2 separate regions of the Homo sapiens genome follow, and region 2 is linked to region 1. A link is an interaction called in ENCODE POLR2A ChIA-PET data of the cell type or tissue named here. Cell type or tissue: PC-3. All regions are shown on one strand. Links, peaks and the distances in the headings refer to the core of each region. The heading gives the core; the rest is flanking DNA.

Region 1 (10,894 bases), core at 1,336-9,335:
AAGTGATTTGTAAATATGAGCAGACACTACGGGTAAACACTGATAATATCTAGTGTGGTGGTGTTCACTGATAGCTCTTAATTATTATTTGGCTGTTCTATGTGTAGACATGTCTGAGTCAACCATTTAGGCTACAAATTGAAAACCTCCAACACAGACAGTTTCATCTGAAATATAAATGTGATTATATTTTCCCCCAGGAACATCCTTTTCGAACTAAAAAAAAAAAGAAAAAACCCAACATGGGTTGTAAGTTCTTCTCTCGTGAAGCCATCTACAGAATGGCCAATTATTCTCTGTCGTTGATCTGGAAGAGCGAGTAAGTACAAAGCCACAAAGTTGTCATCTTCTTCAAATAAAATTCTGATCTCTGGCTTGAATGCTGAAAGATTTACTGTTTACTTGTGTGAATAGGTCAAGAGAAATAACTTTTTTCTTAACAGTCATTTTATAAGAAAAGCATATTTCATTTGTTGACAAAACGTTAAGAAAATGAACTGGTTAAGTCTCATTGGTCTTCATGATTGAAATTCTAGCACCCAAAGTGGTAGTGTCAGAGCAATGAGACACCAGATAATGGTCTCAGAAGCCTTCCCAAACAATGTGGCTGATTCATTAGAAGGGGGAAGGGGCAGAAAAGGCCGACTCAGTCCGTTCCTAAGAGGCCATCTATCCTGTCTTGAAGCAGACAGAGTGCTTTACTATGGGGCCTACTTTGGTATATTGGTACAACTATTATTGAATGTTAGAATTATTTTTAGATACTAAGTTTTAAGCACTCTCAGGACAGCTAAAGAAGGTGGATTCTCATCTGAAGCGTTTCTGCTACTGACTGACTCTAGCAGTCAGCCGACTGGCACCTTTAAGATCCATCTAGTATGGTTTGAAGAGCTTGGTATTTGTTTGTCTTTCTTGTGCTACACAAAGACTCTGTGTCTGGGTCTGTCAACTGTGCAGCAAAAATGAGTTTCCACTTTTTGCTGAGCACACAACTAGACTATTTTTCTAAACTTGCCTTGTAGTTAGTTGTGGCCACACAACTGAATTCTGATCTATGGAACAAATTCTGATCTATGGAACAAAATAATGATCTATGACATTATTTTAAGAAATACGTAAGTCTCTTCTCTGCTCTACTTCCCCCTTTACTGGCTAGATGCTGATGACAGTGAGGATTTGAGGAAAGGAGAGCTACATAATAAACTTAACATAAGGGGCCCTGATAAAGAGAGGGTCCACCACCCCTCAGCAACAACAACCTCTTAGGTGAGCAAGAAATGAACGGTTACTATGTTTTAGTACTATATATTTTGAGGTCTATTTATTACAGCTGTTAGTATGAGCCTATGTCACAGTGCATTAGGATTGCTATAACAAATTACCATAGACTGGGTGGTTTATAAACAACAAAAATTTATTTTTCATATTTCTGGAGGTTGGGAGTCCCAGATCAAGATGCTGGCAAATTCAGTGTCCGGTGACAGCCTGCTTTCTGGCTCATAGAATTTGGTAATTTCACTATAAGTTCACATGGTGCAAGGGGCAAGGGAGCTTTCTCCAGCCTCTTTTATAAGGATCCCATCCATGAGGGCGCTTCATGACCTAATCACCTCTCAAAGTCCTCATATCCTAATATCATCATCTTGGGGGTCAGGGTTTCAACATATTAATTGGGAGAGGAGCTGGGCGCGGTCGCTCACACCTGTAATCCCAGCACTTTGGGAGGCTGAGGTGGGTGGATCACCTGAGGTCAAGAGTTTGAGACCAGCCTGGGCAACATGGTAAAACCCTATCTCTACTAAAAATACAAAAATTAGCTGGGCGTGGTGGCAGCCGCCTATAACTCCAGCTACTAGGGAGGCTGAGGCAGAAGAATGGCTTGAACCTGGGAGGTGAAGGTTGCAGTGAGCTAAGATCACACCACTGCACTCCAACGTGGGTGACAGTGTAAGACTGCATCTCAATAAAAAAAAAAAAATTGGGAGAGGAGTGCATAAACATTCAGGCCATAGCACCCTAACTACTAACTGATTGTAATGGCTAGTAATTGAAGTATTGCAATTAAAGGAAGCAGTACCAACAGATGTGCCTTCACAGAAGGCATGGCAAATACGCCTTAGAAATATAACTCTTTTACCTTCTTCTGTTTCTTTCTTTCTTTCTTTCTTTTCTGAGACAGAGTTTCACTCTTTTTGGCCAGGCTGGAGTGCAATGGTACAATCTCAGCTCACTGCAACCTCCACCTCCTAGGTTCAAGTGATTCTCCTGCCTCAGCCTCCCAAGAAGCTGGGATTACAGGCGCCTGCCACCATGCCTGGCTAATTTTTGTATTTTTAGTAGAGATGGGGTTTCACTATATTGGTCAGGCTGGTCTCAAACTCCGGACCTCAGGTGATCTGCCTGCCTCAGTCTCCCAAGGTGCTGGGATTACAGGTGTCAGCCACCGTGCTCGGCCTGTATTTGTACTTTCTAAGTTTTTGCGATACCAACTTATATATACTAGGCAGAGTGCACAAAAAATAATAGATTAAAATGAGGACATTTTTATCCCTCTTGATTTCCTTTAGTTGTTGTTGTTGTTGTTGTTGTATTTATTTTTTTACTCCAGGACAGTCCACCAAGTTGTTTTATTAAAGACAGGGCCACAGGCTAGGCATGGTGGTTCATGCCTATAAACCCAGAACTTTGGGAGGCCAAGGCTGGCAGATCGCCTGAGGTCAGGAGTTCGAGACCAGCCTGGCCAACATGGTGAAACTCTGTCTCTACTAAAAATACAAAAATTAGCCAGGTGTGGTGGTGGGCACCTGTAATCCCAGCTACTCAGTAGGCTGAGGCAGGAGAATCACTTGAATCCAGGAGGCGGAGCTTGCAGTGGGCCGAGATTGCACCATTGCACTCCAGCCTGGGTGACAGAGTGAGACTCTGTCTCGAAAGAAAAAATAAATAAATAAATAAATAAATAAATAAAGGCAGGGCCTTACTATGTTGCCCAGGCTGGTCTTGAACTCCTGGGCTCAAGTGATTCTCCTGCCTCGGTCTCTCAGAGTGCTGGGATTACAGGTGTAAGCCACTGCACCTGATCCCCTCATAATTTTCTAATTTTATCTGGAAGTTTCTGGGACCTTCCTGGGAAACAGAGTCTGAGAGTCTGAGATTTTTGTGCAGAAGGTTAACTGCGGTGCACTTTCAGGATCAGCACTTGTGAAGAGTAAAAAAAACAGAACTAGGCAAAAGCAGAAGTTGAACTCCTATGCAATTGCAAAAGAGGCCTCTGCTGATCCTACAGAGAGCTTTGAAGCTGTGGTAGCCCTTCAAAGTTGTTCCAAATGGAGGCAAAGTGTCTGGGCCATTTTGGATGCTGGCTGTCCCCAGGGAGGAGTGTAACTTTTTTTTTAAGATGGAGTCTTGCTTTTGTCGCCAGGCTGGATTGCAAAGGCACAATTTTGGCTCACTGCAACCTCCACCTCCTGGGTTCAAGTGATTCTCCTGCCTCAGCCTCCCGAGTAGCTGGGATTACAGGCGTATGCCACCACACCCAGCTAATTTTTGTATTTTTAGTAGAGACGAGGTTTCACCATGTTGTCCAGGCTGGTCTCGAACTCCTGATCTCGGTTGATCCACCCGCCTCGGCCTCCCAAAGTGCTGCGATTACAGGCATGAGCCATTGTGCCCGGCCGAGAAGTATAACTTTGGGCTAGATAACTTCTTTCAGCCCAGGGCAATTCTTTGAGAGAAACTGAGTTGTGAGCCATCAGCAGGCAATATCCAGCAGCTGGAGGGGTGAGTTCCTTGATCCGAAAGGGATCTGGTAGGGACATAACATACACTGTATGCATATTAGATGGACTGTATTATTTTGTTACAAAAAGAATAATAGCAGGATAGAAATAGGGAGAAATTCGAGTAAAAAGGAAAGAGAAAAAAAGCATAAATCAGTATTTGAGGAAAAGGGAAAATATAGAAGAAATTGAAAAATAATTAAATAACACTAAAGTATAAAATTATTTGTCATAAACAATCATTTCACAACACAGTGCATTCTAGTTGAAAACAGGCATTGTAATGGCCAAGGTCACTTGGTACATCAGAATTAGAGTTATAGAAAACACCTGTGAATCATGTTTGGCGGCTTGGGCTGTAACCTTCAAAGCACATTAAAATGATTGGAAATGCATTCTGTTAAGCGATTTACCAGCAGAGGTCATTGAGTCAGAAGAACACTCTCAGAGCATGAAGAGGCAGTATGATGAATATTGATGCTGTGAGTAAAGGAATTTAGATTTAGCAACTTTGAGTCTTGGCTTATCTATGAATTGCTGACTTTTAATTGTCTCCTGGGAAATTCAAAATCTATGTATATCTGGCTTTGGAATCCATTATGAGAATATTTTGTTTGCCTACTGACCATCACACTTTGAGTTCCGCCAGAAGCTGACCCTGAGACAAAGATTCGAGGACTAGTGGTTTATTTGAAAGTTGCAGGAAACACTGGTATGGCAGGTGTACGACACAGGGATAGAAAATGCAGCCACTCAAAAGTACGTTAGAAGCTTAGCCCCACCGTGAAATAAAACACACACTTTAGAATTACCTTGGCTCAAGGACTAGGAAGCTGGGGTATCAATCACCAGCACTTATTGGTCATTGGTAATGGCTCCTCCTGGGCATAGTAATTCTAAACTTCAGGCCTGTTTTGTGCACAGGTAGAGCAGGCTCCTTGGGCTTGGGGAAATGGCCTGAGGGCAGAGAGGCACGTACTGACAGCTGGAAGCTTGCAGAGAAGACCTGAGGGATATGAGCAAGGACCTGTCACTGTGGCCTCTGCTACACTGGCAGTCCTAAATATATTTTACTTGTTATGATATAGTCAGTTTCCATCCCCTGAGAACAAACCAAGTTGTGGCCAGGAGAGGGTGCCCAGATGGGTGCTGAGAAACAAGAGGAAACCATTCTGAGATTAAGCATTTCAGTGTGGACTAGGTACAAGGGCAAAACTGAAAGCTGACAGCAGCTTAACCAGGCACTCAATGCTCCTGGAAAAGTCCTATGTATGAAAGCCCACAGAGGTGGTTTCTTCCATTCATTCATTTGGACTATATGATTCCTGAACAGAAGGATAACAACAGAGTGGAACGTTTTCAGGTAGCAGTTACCTTGGTTCTGTGCCAGGTGGATTACTCACTGCTCACAAAGCTCCAGCTGGTATTTACCATCTAACAAAAGAGGAAAGAAAGGAGAAAAGTTCTTCTGCTGATTTTCTCATATCATTGTGCATAATGTGTGAGAGATGAGACAACATGATGGGGAAGAACAAGAAAAATTTCCCATGGATCTCGTTTATTTTTATCATGGGACATCAATTTATTTCTACCACTTAGGGAATATAAGATTCTCCAAAGTTTTGATGCTTTAGCTATATTTTGTTTATTAACTTCATATCTGAAGAATAACATTTAATTGGCTCACTTCCTGAAGGGCTTGTTTCATATCCTTGACTCAGATTACTATTGCATGATGAAGGAACAGCTTTACTCTCTCCTCTGACACAGAGCTGACTGAAGAACAATTCTGTGTCTCCCCCAAAATGAAATAAAGACTAGAGCAAGAAATGCCATGACCCTAAACATTCTCTTATGTTTTTACTAAGAAAATCCCCCTAAAAATTTAATCTGTAAAATCCCAACCAACCAGCCAGGATCATATTATCAAATTTATTTAACAGATCTTTATGTACTTCATATACTATGTACAGACTGTTGAGAGGAATACAGAAATGTGTAGTCCATGCTCCTAAACTTTATGGAGTGTATTAATTTTGAATTCAGAAGGCACGAAAGCAATTAATTGTAACAACCCAAAGTAGAATTAGTGTTCTAATATCACGTGAGAACATTAATGCTGCTAATAGCCCCTCTCTCATTAACCCTTCTAGCCCTTATATTTCATAATACATTATATAGAAGTTTTTTAAATTCTACCTTCAGTAGTTCCCTATGGTTTTTCCAACTCAAATGATAATTTACTTAAGATCAGGAAGCAGATCTTCAGAGCAGTGCTTCCTAAGTGTATACAAAGGCCCGTGATTCTGCATGTCCAGCAATCTCCCAGAGGCCAAGACTGCTGGTCCTCTGATCATCTCTTTTGTCCCCTGTAGCTTTGGCCACACTGTTCAGAAAACACCTGAAGATTCAAGATTGCAAAATTAATTTTGAAACTATCAATCACTCTTATTGCACCAGGAAAACTAGTTAGGAAGTTCTCAAAACACGGTAGATACTTCATGTGCTCAACAAATTATAGGGCAAATTGGATATGTTAGAATACTGTCTCTCCAACATTTACCCTCTTGGTGCTATTCTCTGTGCACTAAGCCTAAAGATTAAACATAGGAACATATCCTGCACTTTTTTTATTTTATTTTTATTTTTTTGAGGCAGAGTCTTGCTCTGTTGCCCAGGCTGGAGTGCAGTGGCATGATCTTGGCTCACTGCAACCTCTGCCTCCCGGGTTCAAGCAATTCTCCTGTCTCAGCCTCCCGAGTAGCTGGGACTACAGGCACACGCCACTGTGCCTGGCTAATTTTTGTATTTGTAGTAGAGACAGGTTTCACCTTATTGGTCAGGCTGGTCTCAAACTTATGACCTCAGGTGATCCACCCTCCTTGGCCTCCCAAAGTGTTGGGATTATAGGTGTTAGCCACTGCGCCTGGCCTATCCTGCACTTTTTAAAGAGGATGAAACATGTGTCTTTGTATTTTAACTCTGGTCTCTCCACAGAATTGCTCAGTTAACATTTCCTCTGGGTTATTTTATTTTATTTTATTTTTGAGATGGAGTCTTGCTCTGTCGCCCAGGCTGGAGTGCGGTGGCACCATCTCGGCTCACTGCAACTCCCGCCTCCTGAGTTCAAGCGATTCTCCTGCCTCAAACTCCCAAGTGCTGGGATTACAGGGACCCACCACCACGCCTGGCTAAATTTTTGTATTTTCAGAGAGAGGGGGTTTCACCATGTTGGCCAGGCTGGTTTTGAACACCTGACCTCAGGTGATCCACCCGCGTCAGCCTCCCAAAGTGCTAGGATTACAGGTATGTACCACTATGCCCGCCCTCAGGGTTATTATACTTGCTTTGCAGAGTAAGTTCTTTTGTAAGAAAGGGTGTGGAACTGAGTGCTGGTCATGGGCTCCAGAACAACTATTAAGCCTCAGTGCTGTGTAACAGTTCCAGAACAGTACATGCGTGGTGACAGCCTGCTGCTAATGTAGCCTAGTCCTCCCCCGCAAAGTAAAACACACAATGCAGGCTTCAGCCTGTTTTGTTTGATATATTTTGTCCCCCTCCAGCAGTTCATTTTATTTATTTATTTATTTGAGACAGGGTCTCACTCTATCGCCCAGGATGGAGTGCAGTGGTGCAATCTCAGCTCACCGCAACCTCCACCTCCCAGGGTTCAAGGAATTCTCCTGCCTTGTTGGCAGGTTGGTCTCTAACTCCTGACCTCAAGCAATCCACCCACCTCGGCCTCCCAAAGTGCTAGGATTACAGTTGTGAGCCACTGCACCCAGCCTACCAGCAGTTGATATTGAAATGAATTCTTCATGGCTTAATCTTTAGTATCCTGGGTCTTTCTTACCCCAGTGTAAGCCCCTCTAGTTATCTAGTGCCTCCCATACATCCCCAAACCAATCTCTGCTTCCTCTTCTTTGCCCTTGATGGGTCTTCCTACCAAACTTTCTCATTCTGCCCTTTGGGACTTTTATTCTCTCCATTGCAGTTTGAGTGATCTTACATAAACACAAGACTGATCAAGTCACTTTGCCTTAAATCCCTCCAAATGGCTCTCACTGCCCTCAAAAAATGCAAAAAATGTTGGAACTCATTAACATAATGGAGAAAGTCCCCACCTTCCACTTTAGCCAGTTTGTTTTAGTTCCTGGAATGTCCCATTCTCTTCTACCCCTGGTTCTTCGAGTGCTGTTTCCTCTATCTGCACACTTTCTCTAGTTTTATTCCTTTTTGTACATTAGGTCTCACCTAGCAGTTTCTATGTTTGAGCCTCTTTCCCTGACCCCAGGAATGAAGCTACCAGGGTTTGCCTGTACTCCCATCAATGCCCTTACCCAGTGCAGAGTAATTTCCTGTTTTCTTGTCTGCTTTCCCTGTTAGGCAGAAAGGTTCACCAGTCTTTGCCTTGTTCATATAGTACCCTCAGGGAGTAGCACGTAATAGATTCTCAACAGAACCACCTTCATGAGCACTGAGAAGGGAGCTGTGGGCTTGGGATTTAATGTTCAGCAGTTGTCCTCTTATACTTAATAATTTATTTTTGAATTTGTGTTTTGTAAATGAAGACCAGTGGAACAATGGAGCATGCACCAGGGGTTTGAAGTCTAGGCTCTAGCCTGGTTCCACCTCACTGGATGCTCTCCTGCCCCTACTCAGTGACTACTGCCATCCTTCTACATCCCCACACACCCACCAACAATCTGGGCACAGGAGGAGCACTATGACCACCTGTGGAGTCACTCACAGAGTCTGCAATGTCTGCAAGGGTCTGCAAATATCCACATGCCCAAGGGAACACGACATTGACTAGCAAATATAAAACATAATTTCAGGTTGAGAAGGAGACTGCAGAAGAAAGAAAAATACTTTTTTCTTGCTTTCTGAACAAGGAGTTTTCCATTTTCATTTTTCACTGGGCCCCACAAACTATGTAGCAAGCCCTGGTTCTCAATGAGTATTTGTTGAAAAGATTAATCAGAGTAATTTGATGAACCAACTGCATGTTGTTTCTTCAAAGCAGTCACCTAGAGAGATTTTCCAACAGTGTTGTCATTTCTTAAAATACTTTGGAACTTTTGAGAAAGTCACTCCTTTGTTTAACAGTTTTTTGAGCATCTACTATGTGCCAGATTCTGGTGTTAAGCAGTGAATTATTCAGACAAGACTGGAAAATCTATTCTTGGAATTACTTTGGAGTGGACTTACTTTTTGAAAGTAGCCAGAAGTCTCTGGGGATCACATTTGGCGAATAAAGTGCACTATAAAGCTAAATAATAGCAATCATATGACTTGAGACTAAAATAAGCTTTATAACAATGAAACCACAAATTAAACATATTGGGTTTCTTGGCCGGGCATGGTGGCTCATGCCTGTAATCCCAGAAATTTGGGAAGCTGAGCAGGGTGAATCACCTCAGGTCAGGAATTCGAGACCAGCCTTGCCAACATGGTGAAACCCTATCCCTACTAAAAACACAAAAATTAGTCCGGGCGCAATGGCTCATGCCTGTAATCCCAGCACTTTGGGAGGCCGAGGCAGGCGGATCATGAGGTCAAGAGTTCAAGACCAGCCTGGCCAACATGGTGAAACCCCATCTCTACTAAGAATACAAAAATTAGCCGGGCATGGTGGCAGATGCCTGAGGTGGGAGAATCACTTGAATCCAGGAGGCGGAGGTTGTAGTGAGCCAAGATCATGCCACTTCCTTCCAGCCTGGGCCACAGAGCGAGACTCCGTCTCAAAAAAACACAACAAAAAATTAGCCAGGTGTGGTGGCGCACTCCTGTACTCCCAGCTACTTGGGAGGCTGGGGCAGGAGAATCGCTTAAAGCTGGGGAGGTGGAGGTTGCAGTGAACCAAGATTGCACCACTGCACTTCAGCCTGGGTGGCAGAGTGATACTCCACCTCAAAAAAAAAAAAAAAAAAAATATATATATATATATATGGGGTCCTTATATGAATTTATAAAATTATTTTAAACAAACATTGAAAATTATTTCTTTCCTTTTTTTTTTTTGAAACGGAGTCTCACTCTCTCGCTCAGGATGGAGTGAGTGGTGCGATCTCAGCTCACCACAACCTCCGCCTCCTGGGTTCAAGCAATTCTCCTGTCTCAGCTCCCCGAGTAGCTGGGATTATAGGTGCATGTCACCATGCCCAGCTAATTTTTGTACTTTTTAGTAGAGATGGGAGTTTCACCATGTTGGACAGGCTGGTCTCAAACTCCAGACCTTGTGATCCACTTGCCTCGGCCTCCCAAAGTGCTGGGATTACAAACGTGAGCCACAGCACCTGGCCAAAAATTATTTCTTAATAAATGTAGAGTATCCCAAGGTTACTACCTTGATGCAGAAATTACAATTTAAATGTAGAAGTTCTATAGTAAATATCTTTTTTTAAAAAAAAAACTTTTTTTGGTCAGTTCCATTTTTCTATATTGTCATTTCTATTTTCTTTCTTTTTTTTTTTTTTGAGTCACAGACTTGCTTTGTTGCCCAGGCTGGAGTGCAGTGGCGAGATCTCAGCTCACTGCAAACTCTGCCTCCTGGGTTCAAGTGATTCTCCTGTCTCAGCCTCCTGAGTAGCTGGGATTACAGGTGCCCACCACCACACCCAGCTAATTTTTGTATTTTTAGTATAGATGGGTTTTCGCTATGTTGGCCAGGCTGGTCTCGAACTCCTGACCTCAAGTGATCCCCCCCACCACCTTGGCCTCCCAAAGTGCTGGGATTACAGGCGTGTGCCACCACACCCGGCCTGGTTTTTTATTTTCTTAAACATTACTTTTTCACATAATCCCAGACACAAAAGGAATCTGCAGCTGGCCAGAATGTGGTTATTAGGAATAACCTATTTCCACAATCACATTATTCTCATAATTTCCACCATGACTTGTTTGCTGATTTATTGGAGCTTCCAAATTATGATTTTGTTCATTTCTTGAATCCTTGTGATAATCTATTTATTTTGCAATACCTTCTCTATCTAGGCCAGACACAGGCTTATTAGCTGTGTTACCTTAACTTCTTTATGCCTCAGCTTCCTCATAGGATTGTAGTGAGGACTAAGGAATTAACATATGCAAAGACCTTAGCGTACTGCTTGGCA
Region 2 (10,894 bases), core at 1,765-9,764, 63 kb before region 1:
GGCAAGTAATGCTTTGTCAGGACATAGTGTCTCCCTTACGAAGGGAGCAATGAAGCAGCTAGAACAATGACTGGGCAGGAGCTCTGCATGAGGAGAGTGCAGGAACTCAAGAAACATTCTTGGGTTGCTAATGATCCTGATTCTCACGAGCCAGTTGATTGCAGTTCACTGGGAAGGATTTGTATTTGTATGATACTGAGAAATATATATTTGGTCTTTGACCGTGTGTGCTGGCACACAACTCCTAAAATCCTTGGAATATTCAAAGTGATAAGTGTCTTTCATACACTGAGTTGACTCAAGGCTGGCAGTTCCTAGGTAGTTGCAGGATGGGGGCCTGGTCACCAGAAGGAACAAGGCAGGGTTAGAGGGGATGGGACTTTCAGCTCCATCCCCCAGCTTTCAGGGAAGTGCACAAGAACTCATCCATGTGCCAAGAGAATGTCCCCAACTTCACAGGGACAAAACTGCCGCACTCAAGGACTCTTCTAGAACTCATCCTGTGTATCTCTTCATGTGGCTGTTTATTTGTGTCCTTTAAGATATCCTTTGCATTAAATTGGTCAATATAAGTATTTCCCTAGTTCTGTGGGCTGCTCTAACAAATTAATCCAACCCAAATCGGGGGTTGTGAAAACCCCAAGTTAAAGCTGGTTGGTCAGATGTTCCAGGGGCCTAGATTCATGACTGGTGGGAAGGAGAGGGGGCAGACTTGTGAGATGGAACCCTCATCCTGTGGTTTCTGATGCTATACAGCTGGGATCCACTGCAAAACTGATTGCTTGCATGGTGTGTGGGGAGAAACTCCCACACATTTGCTCACAGAAGTCTTCTGTGTTCGTTGTTGTTGTGGTGTGAGAACAGCAGACAGATGGTTTGAGTTTTTTCCGACACAATTAGGGTTCAACAAAATATAGCAAGGCAATATCCTTTGTGCTCCTATTCCTTTTAGAAATCTTTTAAAGCAGTATGCAGGAAAAAGAAAAGTCCAAGAGTGACTAAAAGAATCTGCAAAGTAAATGAAGGCCAGGGAGGTGCCCACAACAAGCAGGTAGTCTAATGGGGATTTAGATTCTCATTAACACTAGTTTTGGGCCAGGTGCAGGGGCTGACTCCTGTAATCCCAGCACTTTGGGAGGCCAAGGCGGGCAGATCACTTGAAGTCAGGAGTTTGAGACCAGCACAGCTAACATGGTGAAATCTCATCTCTGCTAAGAATACAGAAAGTAGCTGGGCGTGGTGGTGGGAGCCTGTAATCTCAGCTACTCCGGAGGCTGAGGCAGGAGTATTGCTTGAACTTGGGAGACGGAGGTTACAGCGTGCTGAAATCATACCACTGCACTTCAGCCTGGGCAACAGAGTGAGACTCCATCTCGAAAACAAAAAACAAAACAAAACAAAACACCACTAGTCTTGGTCTTTGGTACTAATAAAAATAAAATAATAAGATAAATAAATTATTGCCAGGTGTGGTGGCTCACACCTGTAATCCCAGCACTTTGGGAGGCCGAGGAAGGTGGATCACAAGGTCAAGAGTTCAAGATCAGCCTGGCCAAGATGGTGAAACCCCATCTCTACTAAAAATACAAAAATTAGCTGGGCATGGTGGTGGGAGCTTGTAATCCCAGCTACTCAGGAGGCTGAGGCAGAAAATTGCTTGAACCCGGGAGGTGACGGTTGCAGTGAGCTGAGATGGTGCCACTGCACTGGTCTAGCCTAGGCAACAGAGCGAGACTCCGTCTCGAAAAAAAAGAAGAGAGATAAATGAATTATCAGTAATACATCAGTGTGTGGACATACTACTTCCCTGTTTGACATCTTGAGAAGCCATAGGCCCCAGCTGGGAGAACACATGTTTGGCTCAGAGCTGTGTCTGAACCTTGTCTCCACACCTAAGGAATGGGAGGAGGCAGGCTTTTCAGCTCCTCCACTTTCCCACTCCCCAGTGCAGAGCTCAGTGAGTGACCCAGGACTGGTGCAGAGCCCGTTGTCTCATTGTCACTGGAAATGCAGCAACGCAAAGACTGCTTTATTTCATTTTGTTTGGGGACTAAAAGACAAGAAGATTAAAGCACATGGCACTCGTTTTAAAAACAGGAATAGAACAGATGGGGTACGGAGCATCTACACAATTATTTTATTACTCTTGGGTTGTTACCAATGTTTGCTCCTTCTCAGCACAAAAACACTAGAGACTTTAATGACAGGTGTGTACATGAGTGTGTGTGTGTGTGTGTGCATGCTGACTGATGTGACATTCTCTCATTAGGGTCTTAGAGTCAACCTAGCCAGTCCTAGGCACAGTTATGAAGCAATATCATGGAGCACCTGAATACAAGTTTTGGAAGAGCCCTTTGGAATCATAGTTGCCAACTTCCTCATTTTGTAGTTGAGAATTAAAGTCCAGAGAGATGAGCTTTTTTGGAGAATCATGTAGCTTGTTGATTAAGGTGAGTCATGAGCCCAGGAATCCAGCAAGATACAGTGGAAAGAACACTGGCCTAAGACCCGGTGTCTGGGTCCTTCTACCAGGTCTGCCATCCACTGGCTCACTGCATGATCTTAGATAAGTCATTTAGCCTCTCTGAGTCTCAGTTTCTTCACTTATAAAAAAGACTATAGGCTGGGCATAGTGGCTTTCGCCTGTAATCCTGTACTTTGGGAGGCGGAGGTGGGAGGATCATGAGGTCAGGAGTTCAAGACCAGCCTGGCCAACATAGTGAAACCCCATCTCCACTAAAAATACAAAAATTAGCTGGGCATGGTGACGCATGCCTGTAATCCTAGCTACTTGGGAGACTGAGGCAGGAGTATGGCTTGAACCTGGGAGGCGGAGGTTGCAGTGAGCCAAGATCGTGCCACTGCACTCCAGCGTGGGTGACAGAGCGAGACTCTGTCTCAGAAAAAAAAAAAACAACACATTATAACAACTTAATACGGACCCAGCCCCAGCTTCTCTCAAAGCGTGTGTCATTCCATTTTGCATTGCTATAAAGGAATACCCAACACTGGGAAATTTATAAGAAAAGAAGTTTATCTGGCTCATAGTTTTGCAGGCTACAGACACATGGCACCAGCATCTGCTTCTGGTGAGCCTCCAGGAATCTTTTACTCATGGCAGAAGGCAAAGAGGGAGCAGGTGTGTCACATGGCAAGAGAGGGAACAAAAGAGAGAGAAGAAAGGAGGTGCTGGTCTCCTTCTAACAACCAGCTGTCTCGTGAACTAATAGAACAACCATTCACTCATTATTACTAGGATGGCACTAGGCCATTCATGAAGGTTCTGCCACCCATGACCCAAACACCTCCCACTAGGCCCCACCTCCAACATTAGGGATCACATTCCAACATGAGATTTGAAAGGGACAAACATCCAAACCATATCAGTTTGTGAGAGCAAATGGGTCTGAAAAAAATAAATGATTGCGTGGATGTGGGTATGTGTGGTGTCTATACCAAAATGTAATCTGTGCACTGTTGTGGGAAGAGCTTGGGGAGAGGAGTACCAATTTGTTACAATTATTTTGGTTGGTCCATTGCAAATAATAAATCAGCTCAAACTTGCTTAGGAGGTAGAGAGGGAGGAAGGAGAAGAGAGAGAAAGAGGCAGAGGGGGAAGAACATGGTGGGGTGGATAGAGAGACTGATTTTGACTTATTGATCCTGTAACAGAGAAGTCCAGAGATAAATAGATACAGCTGGATCTAGGAACTCCAGTGATGCCATCTGAGCTCACCCTCTCTCCCCCTTATCTCAATTATCCTCTTTGATGGCTCCATTATTAGGCTCTTCGTGGTGGCTCCTGGTAGATTCAGGCTCACATCACCCTTACAACTTCTAGTCTTATTGGAAAGAATTTCTTGCTTTCTTTCACCCGATTAAAATAAGGGCCTGGCCGGGCACGATGGCTCACGCCTGTAATCCCAGCACTTTGGGAGGCCAAGGCAGGCCTATCAGGAGTTCAAGACAAGCCTGGCCAATATAGTGAAACCCTGTCTCTACTAAAAATACAAAAATTAGCCAGGCGTGGTGGTACACACCTGTAGTCCCAGCTACTTGGGAGGCTGAGGCAAGAGAATTACTTGAACCTGGGAGGCAGAGATTGCAGTGAGCCGAGATTGTGCCACTGTGCTTCAGCCTGGGCGACACAGTGAAACTCCACCTCAAAAAATAAATTAATTAATTCAATAAAATAAAATAAAATAAGGGCCTAACTCTGGTCACGTGCTCATCTTTGAACCAATAACTGGCCAAGGGAAGAGTGTATGGTGACTGGCTTGTGCCTGGAACCTGGGATGGAGACATCTTCACCCAAATAACAAAGATTGAAGTAAGTAGAGGGGGCGGTTTCCAAAAGATAAATGTGGGCACTATACCAGAATAAGGAGGAATGGATCCTAAACAGGAAAAAGATAACAGAAATTGCTGAGAGTCAGGCAAGCCTAGGTTCCCATTTTAGCTTTAGACAAAAATATTCACTTCTTTGAGGCTCAATGTCCTCTTCTGTAATATAACAGGAATAATCTTTTTCTCCAAGGGGTGCAATGAGCATTACAGAAAGTACTATAAGCCTTGTCAGGAAAGCTGAGCAACTGCTGGGAAAGGAATTAATCTGTGAAAGGAGCACGGGGCTCAACAAGACTGTACTAGAAATGTAACAAGATGGAGAAAATCAAATTCCCCTAGTCCACTCAGGAAAAGTGCTACACATGACTGAAAGGAATATATTCATAAACAATTTGGGGTAAGGGTAGAGAACAAGAACTCAAATCCCTAATATGCCTTTGGAGAAGATACAACAATTACTTACAGGGCTTTACTTTTGTTGTAGGTATTTGCAAGTTTGTAACAAGAGTTGAATTGTGCTGGAATGTAGAGGGGACACTGAGCCTTGTTAACGACCTTCATCCTCCATCCATCTCCCCAAGGAAGCCCAGCCTCTTTTCTCACTATGTTGTCATCACATATTTAAAGAATGTGGGTTGAAGGGACGCCAGTGTTTAAAAGCAATTTAGTACATGGTCCTTAGTGGATACTTTATTTTCCCTTTATAAAAAATTTTTCTTAGGTGTGTGAGGGATGGCTGGGAACTCAAAATCATATCATGTAAGCATTATGTTGAAAGAATTGCAGATGTTTAAAAAACAGGGAACCACAGGTATACAGAGGGACTATTGTGACTATTTCACATATTTAAAGGCTGACATGCAGAAAAGGCTTTAGGTGTTTTGAGCAGCTCCAGAGAGTTGAACTAGCAGCCACTGAGGAATGTAGGGACAGGGAGATTTTAGGATACATGGGAAAGCACTTCAACACTTGAAGTTGCCAGCAATGAAATCATTTGCCCTGATATGTACTAAGTTTCTTCTCAGTTCAGGTGTGGGGTGGGTATGGGAACAACCAGTTGTCACAAATGCTATGGAGAGGATTCAGGTCTCCTGTGGACATTTTTCCCTGGAAAGGGGTGTAGAAAATGCAGTGTGTGCCTCGCCCACAGACTTTCCCTCAGACTTTCCATGTCAGTGTGCTCTGGCCGACTTCCACCTTCCAGCGTCTGCATCATGGAGCCTGAGGGAGTTTCTGAAACTGTGGAAGGCCACCCTGTCCTTCTATGTGTGGCAGGTTGAAAGGGCTGGGAAATTATGACTCCCCCAGGAGCAGCCCTCAACAAATGACTCTCAGGATTTGGCATATAAATTATTTGAGCCACCTCACCCTGGGGTGGGATAATTCTGAGGACATGTTTTGTACCATTTCCCAGAGCTTCCCTGAGATTAGACTCTAGCTGCCCACAGAGAAAACTTGCTTAATAACACACCCTTTTATTGGCTGCCTCCCTTTCTCTTCCCCATCTCACTTCCTCTCTCCCTTATGGTGTCCCTGGGATCAATTCCCAACTAAACAACTTACACAGGAATCCTTGTTCCAGAGTATGCTTCTAGGGAGACCCAAAGTATGAGAAGTATCTTCTTCTTCTTTTTTTTTTTTTTTTTTTTTGAGATGGAATCTAGCTCTGTCGCCAGGCTGGAGTGCAGTGGTGCGATCTCGGCTCACTGCAACCTCCGCCTCCCGGGTTCAAGCAATTCTCTGCCTCAGCCTCCCAAGTAGCTGGGACTACAGGCACCTGCCACCACATGGCTAATTTTTGTATTTTTAGTAGAGACAGAGTTTCACCATATTGGCCAGGCTGGTCTTGAACTCCTGACCTTGTGATAGGCCTGCCTTGGCCTCCCAAAGTGCTGGGATTACAGGCGTGAGCTACCGCACCGGGCCGAGAAGTATCTTCTAACAGTGTTTGTTCATTTAGTTGTCAGTTTGCGTGCAGCTACAACGGAATACCACAGATTGGGTGATTTATAAAAATAGATGCTCATGGCTGGGTGCAGTGGCTCACACCTGTAATCCTAGCACTTTGGGAGGCTGAGGTGCGTGGATCATCTGAGGTCAGAAGTTCAAGACCAGCCTGACCAACATGGTGAAACCCCATCTCTACTAAAAATACAAAAATTAACTGGGCATGGTGATTACAGGGCGCCTATAATCCCAGCTACTTGGGAGGCTGAGGCAGGAGAATCACTTGAACTGGGAGGCAGAGGTTGCAGTGAGCCGAGATTGCACCATTTCACTCCAGTCTGGGCAACAGAGCGAGACTCTGTCTCAAAAAAAAAAAAAGATGTTCATTTTGCTCACTGTTCTGGAGGATGGGAAGTCCACGATCCAGAGGCTTCAACTGCTGAGGCCTTTCTTGTTGCATCAACAAAAGGCATCACATGGCAAGAGTGAGCAAAAGAGTGCTGAACTCGCTTTTATAACAAAACCATCCCCACAGTAAGTAACATACTCCCGTGCTAAAAACACCAATCCATAGCCAGACACAGTGGCTCATGCCCTTAATCCCAGCACTTTGGGAGGCCAAGAGGGGAGGATCACTTGAGCCCAGGAGTATAAGACCAGCCTGGCCAACACAGTGAGACCCTGTCTCTATAAGAAATAAGATTTTAAAAAAATTTTTTTAAAGGAAAAAGAATAAAATAAAAATAATAAAAATAAAAAGATTAATTTGGGCTGGGCATGGTCGCTCAGGCCCATGAGCTCAGCACTGTGGGAGGCCAAGGCAGGCAGATCACTTGAGTCCAGGAGTTTGAGACCAGCCTGGGTAACATAGCAAAACTTCGTCTCCATACAAAACAAAAAAAAAAGAAAAAGAAAAGAAAATGAGTGAAGTGTGGTTGTGCATACCTGTAGTCTTAGCTACTTAGGAGGCTGAGATGGGAGGATCAATTGAGCCCTTGAGCTCAAGGCTGCAGTGAGCTGAGATTACACCACTGCACTCCAGCCTGGGTGACAGAATGAGACCCTGTCTCAATAATAATAATAATAATAATAATAATAATCCATGAATGACCTAATCACCTCTTAAAAGTCCCACCTCTTAATACTGTTGCATTGGGAGTAGGTTTCCAGCACGTGAACTTTGAGGGACACATTCAAACCAAGGCAGTCATTCAGCAACCAACACCGGGGTTACTCTGAGGAGTAGATCCTACAGAAGTTAAGGTGACTAACGTGGTTCTTGAGTATGAGAAAAATCAGTGTAGAAGAAGATGAGATGTATCGTGATGTTTTCTGTACCAGAGAGGGTAAGAAATGTTATGAGATTTTAGCCCCAGGAGCTGTCAGGCAATTACCCCATGAGTCCTTTGGCATTTATTTGATTTTCACAAGCAAAGAATATTTTGGGAACAAGAGCTCTTGAAGGCCAGGCCTCCTTGCCTTTTTTGGTCAGGGTCTGCCTGGGAGTCGCACAAGCATACCCATCTATGTTTTCAGGAAGCCCTGTTTAATAGTGTGTCTGCCTTTCCTTTACATGCTCCCTCGGGTGAAGCAAGGCAGATGGAGAAGGCTTTAGCAGACAGCGTGGGCATGTTTCCAAGCCCTCAGGCTGCTGAGCAACAATGCCGATGCCAGCACCAACAGGCTGAGGTGGCTTCTTCATTTTAGAAACAGAAAGGATCAAAATCTCCCAGTCGTCCCAGTCCCTACCCATTCTTTCAAGGCTCAATTTAAAAGCCCACCCCCTCCGTCAAGTCCTTCCTGATCATCTGGTGCCAGCCTGCTGCACCTTCCCTCCTCTAAATGCCTCTGTCATCACTTACAGGACCCTTCCATCTTCTTTCTTTGAGTTACCACCAACGTTTTCTTATATAAATAGGTCTTCTTTGCTGACAGAAACAATAATGACTTTTTACTGAATATGATGTTTTGAGGCTAAGAAGTACAAAGTTTAGTAGGAGCTAAACAGACAATTCAAAAATTTGAAAAAAAACCTATGTGTCTGTCAAGAAGAAAAGGGTAAAATCAGGCCGAGCATGGTGGCTTACGCCTGTAATCCCAGCATTTTGGGAGGCCAAGGTGGGTGGATCACCCAAGGTCAGGAGTTCAAAATCAGCCTGACCAACATGGTGAAATCCCAACTCTACTAAAAATACAAAAAATCAGCCAGGTGTGGTGGCAGGCACCTGTAATCCCAGCTACTCAGGAGGCTGTGGCAGGAGAATCACTTGAACCTGGGAGGCAGAGGTTGCAGTGAGCCAAGATTACGCCATTGCACTCCAGCCTGGGTGACAGAGCGAGACTCCATCTCAAAAAAATAAAGAAAGAAAGAAAGAAAGAAAGAAAAGAAAAAGAGTAAAATTGCTTGTACAGTCATACTGTAAAATATGTATGTAGACATTAAAAAGCAAAAGGTAGCTCTCTATGTAAGGACATGGAAAAATATTTATATCCACCGATGTATTTTTATCATTTTTAATTTTATTTTATTTTTCAATTTATTTAAAAATAAATTATATCCATTAAAACACAGGAAAGAGCTTTAAATGCATATTGCTGAGTGACAGAAACCAGTCTGAAAGGGCTACATACTGTATGATTCCAACTATATGACATTTTGGAAAAGGCCAAAGTACAAAGACAGTAAAAAGATCAGTGGTTGCCAGGGTTAGGGGAGAGGGACAAATAGGCAGAGCACAGAGGACTTTTATGACAGTGAAACTGTTCTGTGTGATACTGTAATGGTGGATACATGACTGTATTTGGTAAAACCCATAACATGCACAATACAGAGTGAACCCTAATGTAAACTGTGGACTTTAGCCAATAATAATGTATCAATATTAGCTCATCAATTGTAACAAATGTACCGCACCAATGCAAGATGTTAATAACATGGGAAACTATGAGCAGGGAGGGGAGTAAATGAGAACTCTCTCCTTTTTTTTTTTTTTTTTTTTTGAGACCAAGTCTCACTCTGTTGCCCAGGCTGGAGTGCAGTGGTGTGATCTCGGCTCACTGCAACCTCTGCCTCCCGGGTTCAAGGGATTCTCGTGCCTCAGCCTCCTGAGTATCTGGGACTACAGGTGTGCACCACCACTCCAGGCTAATTTTTTTTGTATTTTTAGTAGAGACAGGGTTTCACCATGTTGGCCAAACTGGTTTTGAACTCTTGACCTTAGGTGATCTGCCCGCCTCAGCCTCCCAAAGTGCTGGGATTACAGGCATGAGCCACAGTGCCCAGCCGAGGACTCCTATCTATTTGATTTTCTCTAAACCTAAACCCGCTCTAAGAAACAAAGCCTATTAATTTATTTTAAATTATAGAACAATAGGTATAGTATGGTTCCATGTGTATAAAAAATTACATATTTGTGTCTATTTATAGGTTTGGAAACATGGCAAATACTCTAGAAAAATGAGCACCCAATAAACTATTAACAGTCATTTTTCTAGCAAACAGGATGAGTGGCAAAGAAAATGAAAGACTATTACTTTTGTATGAAATAGTTCAGATACAAAAATGTACACAAAATAATATAATGAGCACTTCTGTACTGGGTACCTCTTCTAACCCCACCAACCAGCTTCTGAATAAAAACGTGGGTGAAGGGATTCACTCTTGCCACTCTATGTACTTGTTTTTTGAGATGGATTCTAGCCCTGTTGCCCAGGCTGGAGTCCAGTGGTGCAATCTAGGCTCACTGTAGTGGTGCAATCTCGGCTCACTGCAACCTCTGCCTCCTGAGTTCAAGCAATTCTCATGCTTTAGCCTCCGGAGTAGCTGGGACTACAGGCATGTGCCACCATGCCTGGCTAATTTTTCTATTTTTAGTAGAGATGGGGTTTCACCATGTTGCCCAGGCTGGTCTGGAACTCCTGACCTCAAGTGATCCACCTGCCTCGGCCTCCCAGAGTGCTGGGATTACGGGGGTGAGTAACTGCACCCGGCCTGTAATTGTATATTTTTCAATATTCCTTTTCTTTTTTTCTTTTTTTTTTTTTTTTGAGACAGAGTTTCAGTCTTGTTGCCCAGGCTGGAGTGCAATGATGCGATCTCTGCTCACTGCAACCTCTACCTCCCGGGTTCAAGCGATTCAACTGCCTCAGCCTCCCGAGTAGCTGGGATTAAAGGCGTGCACCACCATGCCTGACTAATTTTGTATTTTTTTAGTAGAGAAGGGGTTTCACCATGTTGGTCAGGCTGGTCTCGAACTCCTGACCTCAGGTGATCCACCCGCCTTGGCCTCCCAAAGTGCTAGGATTACAGGCGTGAACCACCATGCTAGGCCTAATGTTTCTTTTTTACATAAACATTTACTAATATTGTGATTTTTTTTAATAAAGAGAAAAGGTTGAAATGCGATAAATACAAGATGCTGCATGAGAACAAAGGTGGAAGTGATGAATGGAGGAACCGGGGGAGTCCGAAGGCTGGTAGACAAGTGCCATTAAAGCAGGCACAGAATTAGAGGAAGAGAGAAAGAGGAATTTTAGTAGATGCAAAAACAAAGAGTTGGGAAGGGAACAGGAAGTGGTTCTGAAAGTCAGTGGCAGGGAG

Evidence for each region. ChIA-PET counts read pairs that join two places held together with the same protein. Peaks named below come from ENCODE experiments on the same cell type or tissue, not always from the same donor. Only the 100,000 strongest peaks of a DNase experiment are listed, where the experiment ranks them.
Region 2: POLR2A ChIA-PET joins it to region 1 with 14 read pairs; 8 of 35 experiments call an interaction of 5 or more read pairs at or near these places.

The regions. Positions count from the first base shown.
Region 1 is chr3:27,501,937-27,512,830 of GRCh38, reverse strand. LOC105377005 (a long non-coding RNA gene) reads left to right here. Exons shown (of 3, transcript XR_001740552.2): 3 at 201-310. Among named protein-coding and RNA genes, the nearest start is that of SLC4A7, 23 kb to the right of the region's middle. In PC-3, for the core only: no CTCF peak of the experiment used is centred there; DNase peaks (open chromatin) are centred at 5,170 and 9,170; H3K27ac peaks cover 1,981 bases.
Region 2 is chr3:27,565,567-27,576,460 of GRCh38, reverse strand. No RefSeq gene overlaps it. Among named protein-coding and RNA genes, the nearest start is that of SLC4A7, 87 kb to the right of the region's middle. In PC-3, for the core only: no CTCF peak of the experiment used is centred there; a DNase peak (open chromatin) is centred at 7,920.